Regions from separate parts of the Homo sapiens genome. Here region 2 is linked to region 1. A link is an interaction called in ENCODE POLR2A ChIA-PET data of the cell type or tissue named here. Cell type or tissue: HepG2. All regions are shown on one strand. Each heading gives the region's core, and the rest is flanking DNA. Links, peaks and the distances in the headings are about the cores only. Region 1 overlaps TBC1D16 (TBC1 domain family member 16). Region 2 has its middle 22 kb from the start of ENPP7.

Region 1 (4,383 bases), core at 150-4,149:
CCCTCCTCTCCCCTCCTCTCTTCTCCTCTCCTCTCCTTCTGTGCCCGTCTCCAGCCCTCTCCCGTTCTGCGCGCCCCTCCTTCCCCGACTTGGGCAGAACCGCACGCAGCGGCTCGGAGGCCAGGCGTGTGCCGGGCGGGATCGCGCGCCCGCTGGGGTGAAATCAAAAGAAAAGCAACAAAGCCCCTTCCGCGGAAAATGGGGTGGATGTGAGCGGCGCCGGCCTCTTCCTGCTGGAATGGGAATTAGCGGCGAGGATTATTTTGAGGACGCGAGGTCCCTTTGTGCCCAAATGCGCCTCCTCCTGCCCGGCTCGGTGGGGTTCGCGGCGCACGGACCCCGCCCCCAAGGCCTCAGGTGGGCCGGGGGCTCCGGGAGGCCTCCGCCGCCCTCCGTCCCAGGAGAGCAGTTCCCGGTGAGAAGCCCGGGCTCTGCAGACACCCCACAGCAGTTCTGCGTCTCGGAAAACGCGGCGCCTTCATCAGGACCGCACGAAGGAGGGGGTGGGGAGGCGGGTCCAGCCTCGCGAGGAGCCGGCCGGGGTCTGGGGGGCCGTGGCAGAGGGGAGTCCCGCTTTCTGTCTAAGCCTCCCTGTGCCAAGTAGGCCCGAACCCCACCTTTGGAACCTGCTTTCTAGAAAGGACAGCACCCCAGGGGGCCCGTGCCGTGGGCATGGCAGCCTCTCAGGTCGTGGGGAGGGGAGGGGACACTTTGGGGAAGCCACAGGGGGTCTCTAGGTATCTCTGGGATGCTTTCTGGTGGGGTGTTTCCTCTAATCAAAACCATCGTGGGCCAGATTCTGGGGAGCTGGCAGCCCCCCCACACAAACAGACCTTGGTGTCCTGGATCAGCTTCAGGTACCTGATGGGGTGAGAGGATCGGTGCAGAGGCTCAGAGGCCAGGCCAGTTTGGTGACCCATCAGCTGAATTTCAGACTCCGGGTCCCCAGCCCCTTCAGAGACACTGGGACCGCTTTGGGGCTGCCCTGAAGGCTCCAGAGGGTGGAGGGGAAGGGCATGGTGCTTTTGCTAACACTCTCACGTCCCCTGGGAGCAGGTGGGTGGCCACCCTGAGGCCACTGCACGGGGGAAGGGACAGAGAGAGGTGGGGTGGGGGAGGCGGAGGGGAAGCTGCAACCAGCTCCCGTGGGGCAGGGGGTCGGCGGGGGTTTGTCCCTGCTGTGGGCACCTGGAGCGACACCTGTGGGGGCAGCTCCTCATCTGACCTGCACTAACACTAATCTTTAGTCAGCTCCAGGGACTCACCCACCCTGAAAGACCCCATCCTCAACCCTATCAATAGCTCTAGTTGCATTTCCGGCAAAATCTGCAAGAGCTCGGTTCTTTGTCTAACCCTCCAGGGAAACAAACAGTTCACCTCCCCTGGAATGTCCTCATCCCCTTCCCGGGGTCCCAACACCCTCCCCAGCCCCCACCCTACTCCATCTCAGGCTGGCTGCCTCTGACCCTAAAAGTCCAATTCTGTTTGTCTGCCGGGTTGGGGCACTCATCTGTGGCCCAGCCAGGCAGAAAGACAGAGAACCGGGGGAAACTCCCGTCTACATGAATCATGGGGCAGAACCTGGGGATTTATCCAACAACCAAGAGGGCGCCTGGACTTTGAAGAAAGGCAGCACTTGCCCAGAGGAGACTGTTTCAGGAGCTAGACCCCACCCTGCTCTTGGGGTGGGTGGTGGCATTTCCCAGGGGGCACCTGGGCTCTTGCCTAGTGGTCTGGGGTCCCTGGTACTTTATTTCTAAAGTTGTCCACATCAGCAGGAGGTGAGTGGAATAGACAGTGGAGGCCAGGTACCTGGAAACTGCTCCAGGGGCTGTGGTGGGAGGGTGACCCAGGTGCCACCCACCTGAGATGTGGTCATGGTTGGTTTTGTCTGAGCTGGTTGTTTGCTTGCAGAGAGGGAACCCAAAGGTCACACCAGAAAGCAGGCTTCCAGTGCAGTGAAGGCGAGGGCTGGAAAGCCGCACCCACCCCCGCACCCACCCCTGCACTTGTGTAGTCCTCACGTGTCCTCTACATCCTGGGCCAGAGGGAGAGGCCCCTTCAGCAGCGGCTCTCCCAACAAAGAGGAAGGCCCCCACCAAGAGCACGCACTCAGAACCCCAGAGTTCTAGGAGGCAGAATGGATGGCACCAAGAGGTCAGCGGTCTAGAGTGGGTCTCCCAGAGCCCGCCCCGTGGCAGCACCTCATGTGACCACTGGCGCCTTTGCCCAGGTTCTCCACACTGGAAAAGTGGAGAATGGCTAGATGGTGCCCCCTCCAATAATCCACAAACCTGGGTGACACTTATTATCCTTCAGTCTTTATTTTAAATAAGGCCCCTGTCCTTTACCCTCCCAAAGTACTTTTAGACATTTTCCTTCTGCCCAGAATCCTCTGCCCGGTCCCCTGTAGCTAGTGTCCAGACACTGGTCACAGACCTCCACTGAGCCCAGTTAGAGCGCTGACCTCCCATCTCAGGACTTCTTGGCCCTTGCCCATTGCCATACTCTACTGTCAGATTTTAAAACTGCTAGACCATGTGCCAATTCACATTGACTTGTAGCCACTAGGACCCTGTGTCTTTTTCTATTGTGCTTGTTCATGGCCAGGAATCAACGAACTTTGGACAGACAATCAGTAGACTTTGGGTGTGGCCTTGGTGAAGGCTTCCCACTTTGGTGACTTGCATGTGCCCCTCTTTGTTGAGGGGGTTTTGAAGCAGCTTCTGCGTCATTGGGAGCTGGCTGCTGCGCCCAGCCTGAGGCCCTGGACCCCTTTTGCACCATCCTAATTTCAACATCCAGATGTCAATTCAGAAAATTATTATATCATTCTAATGACTCAAAACATAAAATCCCCTCTTTTGTCTCATGTTGAAGAGCTGATGACATCGGACCTATCAGGTCAGACTTATTTTCCTAGTCAGAGACTGAATGGCATATTTTCAAAGCACTTCGTCTAAATTGCATGGCACACACCCCAGGAGCCCAAAGATCTGGTTGTTCTCTTGAGATGCAGAGAGGAGGCCCACAGGTGGCGGAGGGGTGAAGGAGGAGGAGCCACCACTTCCGAAGCATCAGAATGTCAAAATCTAAGTTTTCCACGAGGTCAGCAGCAGGTGTCTCCTGGTCTGGAGAGGGCATGGAAGTGGCCACAGGTCTGGACTTCTCTGGGTGGATGTGAGGGAGGGTGATTGAACTGGAGGAGGGGGCTGGCTTGAGACCTTCCTGTTCTATGTTGGGGGGGATACTGAGGGTCCGTCTCACTGGGACGAAGAGGGGGCACAGATGCAGGTATGCCCAGGTACCTGAGTCCCAGCCAAAGCGGCAAAGCCAGACCTCCCGGGATTCCTTGAGTTTGGACAAAGGGTGTCCCGACGACGATAAAGAGCCAGGAGCAGAGAGCCCTGCATCTTGCCTGGGGCCCCTTGTATCTCTGGCTCATGGCCTGTCCTGGGCACGGGGAGGAAGGGAGACACCCGTAATAATAACAGAGACCGCACTGGACTATGGGGGATCACAATGGGTTTCAGTTTGATTGAGAGAAAATAAGGTAAGGGACACGTGCTCGCCTGAGTCTCTGGAGTAAGAGTCACGCCTTGGAGAAGGAGGGCAGCCAAAGGCCACGCAGAAATTGGGGGTTCAAGGTTTGCCCAGCCGGCCCCAAAGGTGTGGGGGTCCACATGGCCTCACCCAGGGGCCAGTGGGGTGGCTTTGCTCATTTGAGGGTGTGCAGGGTACATATGTGTCTGCCCCGGGAATCCAAGTAGCCCCAGTGCGCTCCTGCCTTGCTTCCCTAGAGCGAGCCCACGGTACCATAGTCCTCGTGGGATGAATGCATGAATGATGTGGAAGGAGCCAGAACAGGGCTGCAGACAGGATGCTCTCTCATAGAAGGACCCCAGAGAACTTCCCCTCTGGAGCCTGTGCGGCTGGTTGAGTGTAAACGCTGAGTCATGCTCGCTGCCCAGCTGTGTGGCAAGGGCACTCCCTAGGCACTGAGCAGCCACCGCCAGCCCTGAGGGCTGCGGGACAACAGAGAGCCGGGCCTGCCCGAGGCACGGCCCCTGAAAAGTGTGGCCCGCCAGGTGGCACCTATGTTCTCTTGCCCGGCGTGGGTGACTACACAGTTGTCATTTACGGGGGAAGTAGGGCACAGCAGAGGTGAACATGAGGATGATGCTGCGTCTGGGCTGTATCCAGGGAACCAGCTGCCGGACAAATTGGAAGGGACCTTCTTGGCAGGACAGGTCCAGTTGGTGGCCTGAGGTGGGGTTGTGGTGGGCCTTGTCCCCCTGCAGGGCTGACCCGTGCAGGTGGGATCATCCTTCCTGAGGAGCTGCCCTGCCCAGTCCCGTTGCCTTGGAGGCGGTGACATCAGGG
Region 2 (4,383 bases), core at 224-4,223, 180 kb before region 1:
GTAACCGCGCCCAGTCTCAAACTTTTAAAAATAGTAACCAATGTCTTTTAAAATGCTCATCAAGTAAACTCTTTTAGAATTAAACCATATCTGGAAATATCAATATTTGAGTCATAATTTAAATTTAAAATTTCCTGTGTAAACATATGACTCAGCAATTACACTCATGGGTATACACCCAAAATACTTGACAGCAGGTGTTCAAACAAAAACTTGCACACAGATGTAACAAGCAGCATCATTCACACTCACCAAAAGGTAGAAACAAAACAAATGTCCATCAAAGATGAATGGACAAACAAAATGTGGTCTATCTATATAATGGAATACTATTTGGCCATGAAAAGGAACAAAGTACTTAGCCGGGCATGGTGGCTTATGCCTGTAATCCCAGCACTTTGAAAGGCACAGGTGGGAAGATTGATTGAGCCCAGGAGTTCAAGACCAACCTGGGAAACATAGCAAGACCCCGTTTCTACAAGCAGAAAAAACAATTAGCCAGGTGTGGTTGTGCACAACTATAGTTCCAGCTACTTGGGAGGCTGAGGTGGGAGGATCTCTTGAGCCCCGGAGGTCAAGGCTGCAGTAAACTATGATTGCACCACTGCACTCCAACCTGGGTGACAGAGCGACACGCTGTCTCAAAAAAAAAAAGGAATGAAGTACTGATACATACTTTAATATGAATGGACCGTGAAAAACATGCTCAGTGAAAGAATTCAGACATAAAAGGCCACATATTACACGATTCCACTTATAGGAAATATCCAGAATAGGTAACTCCATAGACAAAAAGGAGATGGGAGGTGGCCAGGGGCTGGGGGAGGAGGGTGGGAAGTGACTGCCTAATGGATTTCTTTTTGGTATAATAAAGACGCTTTGGAGCTAGATGGTGGTGATGGCTGTATAACATTGTAAATGGACTAAGTGCCACTGTTAAATGGCTAAAATAGTAAATGTTATGTGCATTTTTTTTTTTTGAGACAGAGCCTCCCTCTGTCTCCCAGGCTGCAGTGCAGTGGCGCAATCTCAGCTCACTGCAACCTTCACCTCCTGGGTTCAAGTGATTCTCCTGCCTCAGCCTCCCTAGTAGTTGGGATTACAGGCTCACACCACCACGCCCAGCTAACCTTTGTATTTTTAGTAGAGACGGGGTTTCACCATGTTGGCTAGTCTGGTCTCAAACTCCTGACCTCAGGTGATCTGCCAGTCTCAGCCTCTCAAAGTGCTGGGATTACAGGCATGAGCTACTGTGCCTGGCCCTGTTATGTGTGTCTTACCACAACTAAAAGAAAACAGATTCTGGGGCCACATCTTAAAAAAAAAAAAAATAGTGGAAGGCAGATAATGACCATGTTTCAGACAGGGTTTGCCCAGTGGCTTCCACAGAGCTGTCCCATCTTTGGGGTGGTTAATAAAAGCTTCTGTTGGGAGACTCAGAGGGAAGGGCTGGGTGAAGCGAGCCTGACTTGTCCTCACCTGAGATCCATCAGCTCCCACCAGAGCCCGGCAGGAGCCCGGACTCCTTGGTCGGAGAAGCACGGAGAAGGTGGCCAAGGGCACCGCAGAGAGCCCCAGCAAACTTCCCCTTCGGGTTTTTCTGGGCCCCAGCTGTGGGCCGTCAACCAAACTTTGTGAATCGACACTGGTGACTCGACATGGAAAATGACTCTCCGTCATCCGATTCAAACGTCATCAGATTGCTTTTGGTGTGGGAAGCAGAGCACACCTTAACAAACACCTCCCCAGCTGTCCCTTTTAATAAAATACACAGGTTGAATGTATTTCCAATTCTGGAATTAATCAGGGAAGTGGGTGGTTTTTTTTTTTTTTTTGAGATGGAGTCTCGCTCTGTCGCCCAGGCTAGACTGCAGTGGCACTATCTCAGCTCACTGCAAGCTCCGCCTCCCGGGTTCACGCCATTCTCCTGCCTCAGCCTCCCCAGAAGCTGGGACTACAGGCGCCCACCACCACGCCCGGCTGATTTTTTTGTATTTTTAGTAGAGACGGGGTTTCACCGTGGTCTCGATCTCCTGACCTCGTGATCCGCCCGCCTCGGCCTCCCAAAGTGCTGGGATTACAGGCGTGAGCCACCGCGCCCGGCCGGAAGTGGGTTTTTTAATCACCAGCTCTCGGGAGAAACACATTCTGGAGAGCAAAAGGCAAGAACCAACCTTTTCAACAAACCAACCTGCGGAGAAACCCCTCTGCGAGTCCAGTGTTGTAAATGAAAATGTTACCAGGCCGGGTGCGGTGGCTCACACCTGTAATCCCAGCACTTTGAGAGGCCGAGGTGGGTGCATCATCTGAGGTCAGGAGTTCGAGACCAGCCTGACCAATACGGTGAAACCCTGTCTCTACTAAAAATACAGAAATTAGCCGGGCGTGGTGGCAGGCGCCTGTAGTCCCAGCTACTCAGGAGGCTGAGGTGGGAGAATTGCTTGAACCCGGGAGGCGGAGCTTTCAGTGAGCCGAGATCACGCCACCGCACTCCAGCCTGGGCAATCGAGCAAGAGTCTGCCTCAAAAAAAAAAAAAAAAAAAGAAAGAAAGAAAAAGAAAAAGAAAAGAAAACGTTAGCTACACACACAGCTTAGGGGCGGCTCCCTGAAATTTGTAACTGTTTAGCCCCGGGTGTGTCTGTCCAGGATGGGTCATGTCTTTCAAGCTGCACATGCCCACAGGAGAGCTCACCCCCAAAATGCTGCAGCTGTCACAAGGTTGCCTCTTGTTCATTTGGTTCTTAACATGGTTGTTCTTCGGACTTTGATAAAGAATGAATGGTTTTGGCTGGGCGCAGTGGCTCACACCTATAATCCTAGACCTTTGGGAGGCTGAGGGGGGAGGATCGCTTGAGTCCAGGAGTTTGAGACCAACCTGACCAACATGACAAAACCCCATCTCAACTAAAAATACAAAAAAAGTAGCCAGGCATAGTGGCGGGTGGCTGTAATTCCAGCTACTCGGGACACTGAGGCACGAGAAACGTTTGAACCTGGAAGGTGGAGGTTGCAGTCAGGTGAGATGGTGCCACTGCACTCCAGCCTGGGTGACAGAGGGAGACTTTCTCTCAAAAAAAAAAAAAAAAAAAGAATTAATGGAAATGGTTTTGGCGGAGTGCAGTGGCTCACACCTGTAATCCCAGCACTTTGGGAGGCCAAGTAGGGAGGGTCACTTGAGTCCAGGAGTTCAAGACCAGCCTAGACAATGTAGAGAAACCACATCTCTACAAAAAAATTTTTTTAATTAGCCAGGCGTGATGGTGCGCACCTGTGGTCCCAGCTACTTGGGAAGCTGAGGTGGGAGAATTGCTTGAGCCTGGGAGTTCAAGGCTGCTGTGAGCCATGATGGCACCACTGCACTCCAGCCTGTCTCAAAAAATAATAATGAATAGAAAAAGAATTAATGTTTTCCATTTATATCGTTTTCAAAAGAGGTTTGCTCCTCTCATATGAAACTGAGACAGTCAATTCTGCAAAGAAATTCAAATGGCCAGTAAAGCATAGGAAAAGATGTTCATCCTTTCTAAAGAACCAAAAGTTCCAACAACAATCAGATGCTATTTGGATCTAATGATTGTTTTTGAAGGCAATACTTGAGGCTGGGGCCCTGCCACCGCCCACCCAGAATGAGACCCATTAATCATCATCACCCAGGGCTTACTCTTTCTTTTTCGTTATTGGTTTTCACGTCCAGCTTTGCCATTGATCATACACGAGACCTGGGGCAAATCATTCACTCCCTCTGTGCCGAGTTTTCTCTTTGTTCAGCTGAGGAGCTCCACGTGGTATTTGCACTGTAGAGTGGGCAAGGCCCTCTGCTATTCCGTAGGCTGAGTGGGGCCCCGTCCTGCTACAGTGACCCAAAGGCAATTGTGAACACAAGACAAAAGCGTTACGTATTTTGTGTTGTTTTCATCTGTTCCTGCTGCTGTCACAAAACACCGCAGACTGCGTGATTTATAAGTAATAGAGATTTATTTCTCACAGTTCTGAAGCTGGGAAGTCCAAGGTCAAGGATCTCCGCTTCCCAGATGGCACCTCGTTGCCACATCCTCCAGAGGGGTAAAATGCTGTGTCCTCACATGGAGGAAGGGAAGCCCTTTTATAATAAGGCTCTAATCCTGCCAGGCACGGGGGCTTATGCCCGTAATCCCAGCACTTTGGGAGGCTGAGGCAGACAGATCACTTGAACTCAGGAACTCAACACCAGCCTGGGCAACATGGCTAAAACCTGTCTCTACAAAAAATTTAAAAATTAACCAGGTGTGGTGGTGTACACCTGTGGTCCCAGCTACTCGGGAGGCTGAGGAGGGAGGATCACTTGAACCCAGGAGGTGGAGGTTGCAGTGAGCCAAGATTGTGCCATTGAACACCAGCTTGGG

Evidence for each region. ChIA-PET counts read pairs that join two places held together with the same protein. Peaks named below come from ENCODE experiments on the same cell type or tissue, not always from the same donor. Only the 100,000 strongest peaks of a DNase experiment are listed, where the experiment ranks them.
Region 2: POLR2A ChIA-PET joins it to region 1 with 5 read pairs; 8 of 35 experiments call an interaction of 5 or more read pairs at or near these places.

The regions. Positions count from the first base shown.
Region 1 is chr17:79,930,044-79,934,426 of GRCh38, forward strand. TBC1D16 (TBC1 domain family member 16) reads right to left here. Exons shown (of 12, transcript NM_019020.4): 12 at 2,300-4,383. Among named protein-coding and RNA genes, the nearest start is that of LINC01979, 5.5 kb to the left of the region's middle. RefSeq lists an enhancer at 1,469-1,688. In HepG2, for the core only: no CTCF peak of the experiment used is centred there; DNase peaks (open chromatin) are centred at 1,938, 2,598 and 3,927; H3K4me3 peaks cover 375 bases.
Region 2 is chr17:79,750,784-79,755,166 of GRCh38, forward strand. No RefSeq gene overlaps it. Among named protein-coding and RNA genes, the nearest start is that of ENPP7, 22 kb to the left of the region's middle. In HepG2, for the core only: no CTCF peak of the experiment used is centred there; no DNase peak of the experiment used is centred there; H3K27me3 peaks cover 474 bases.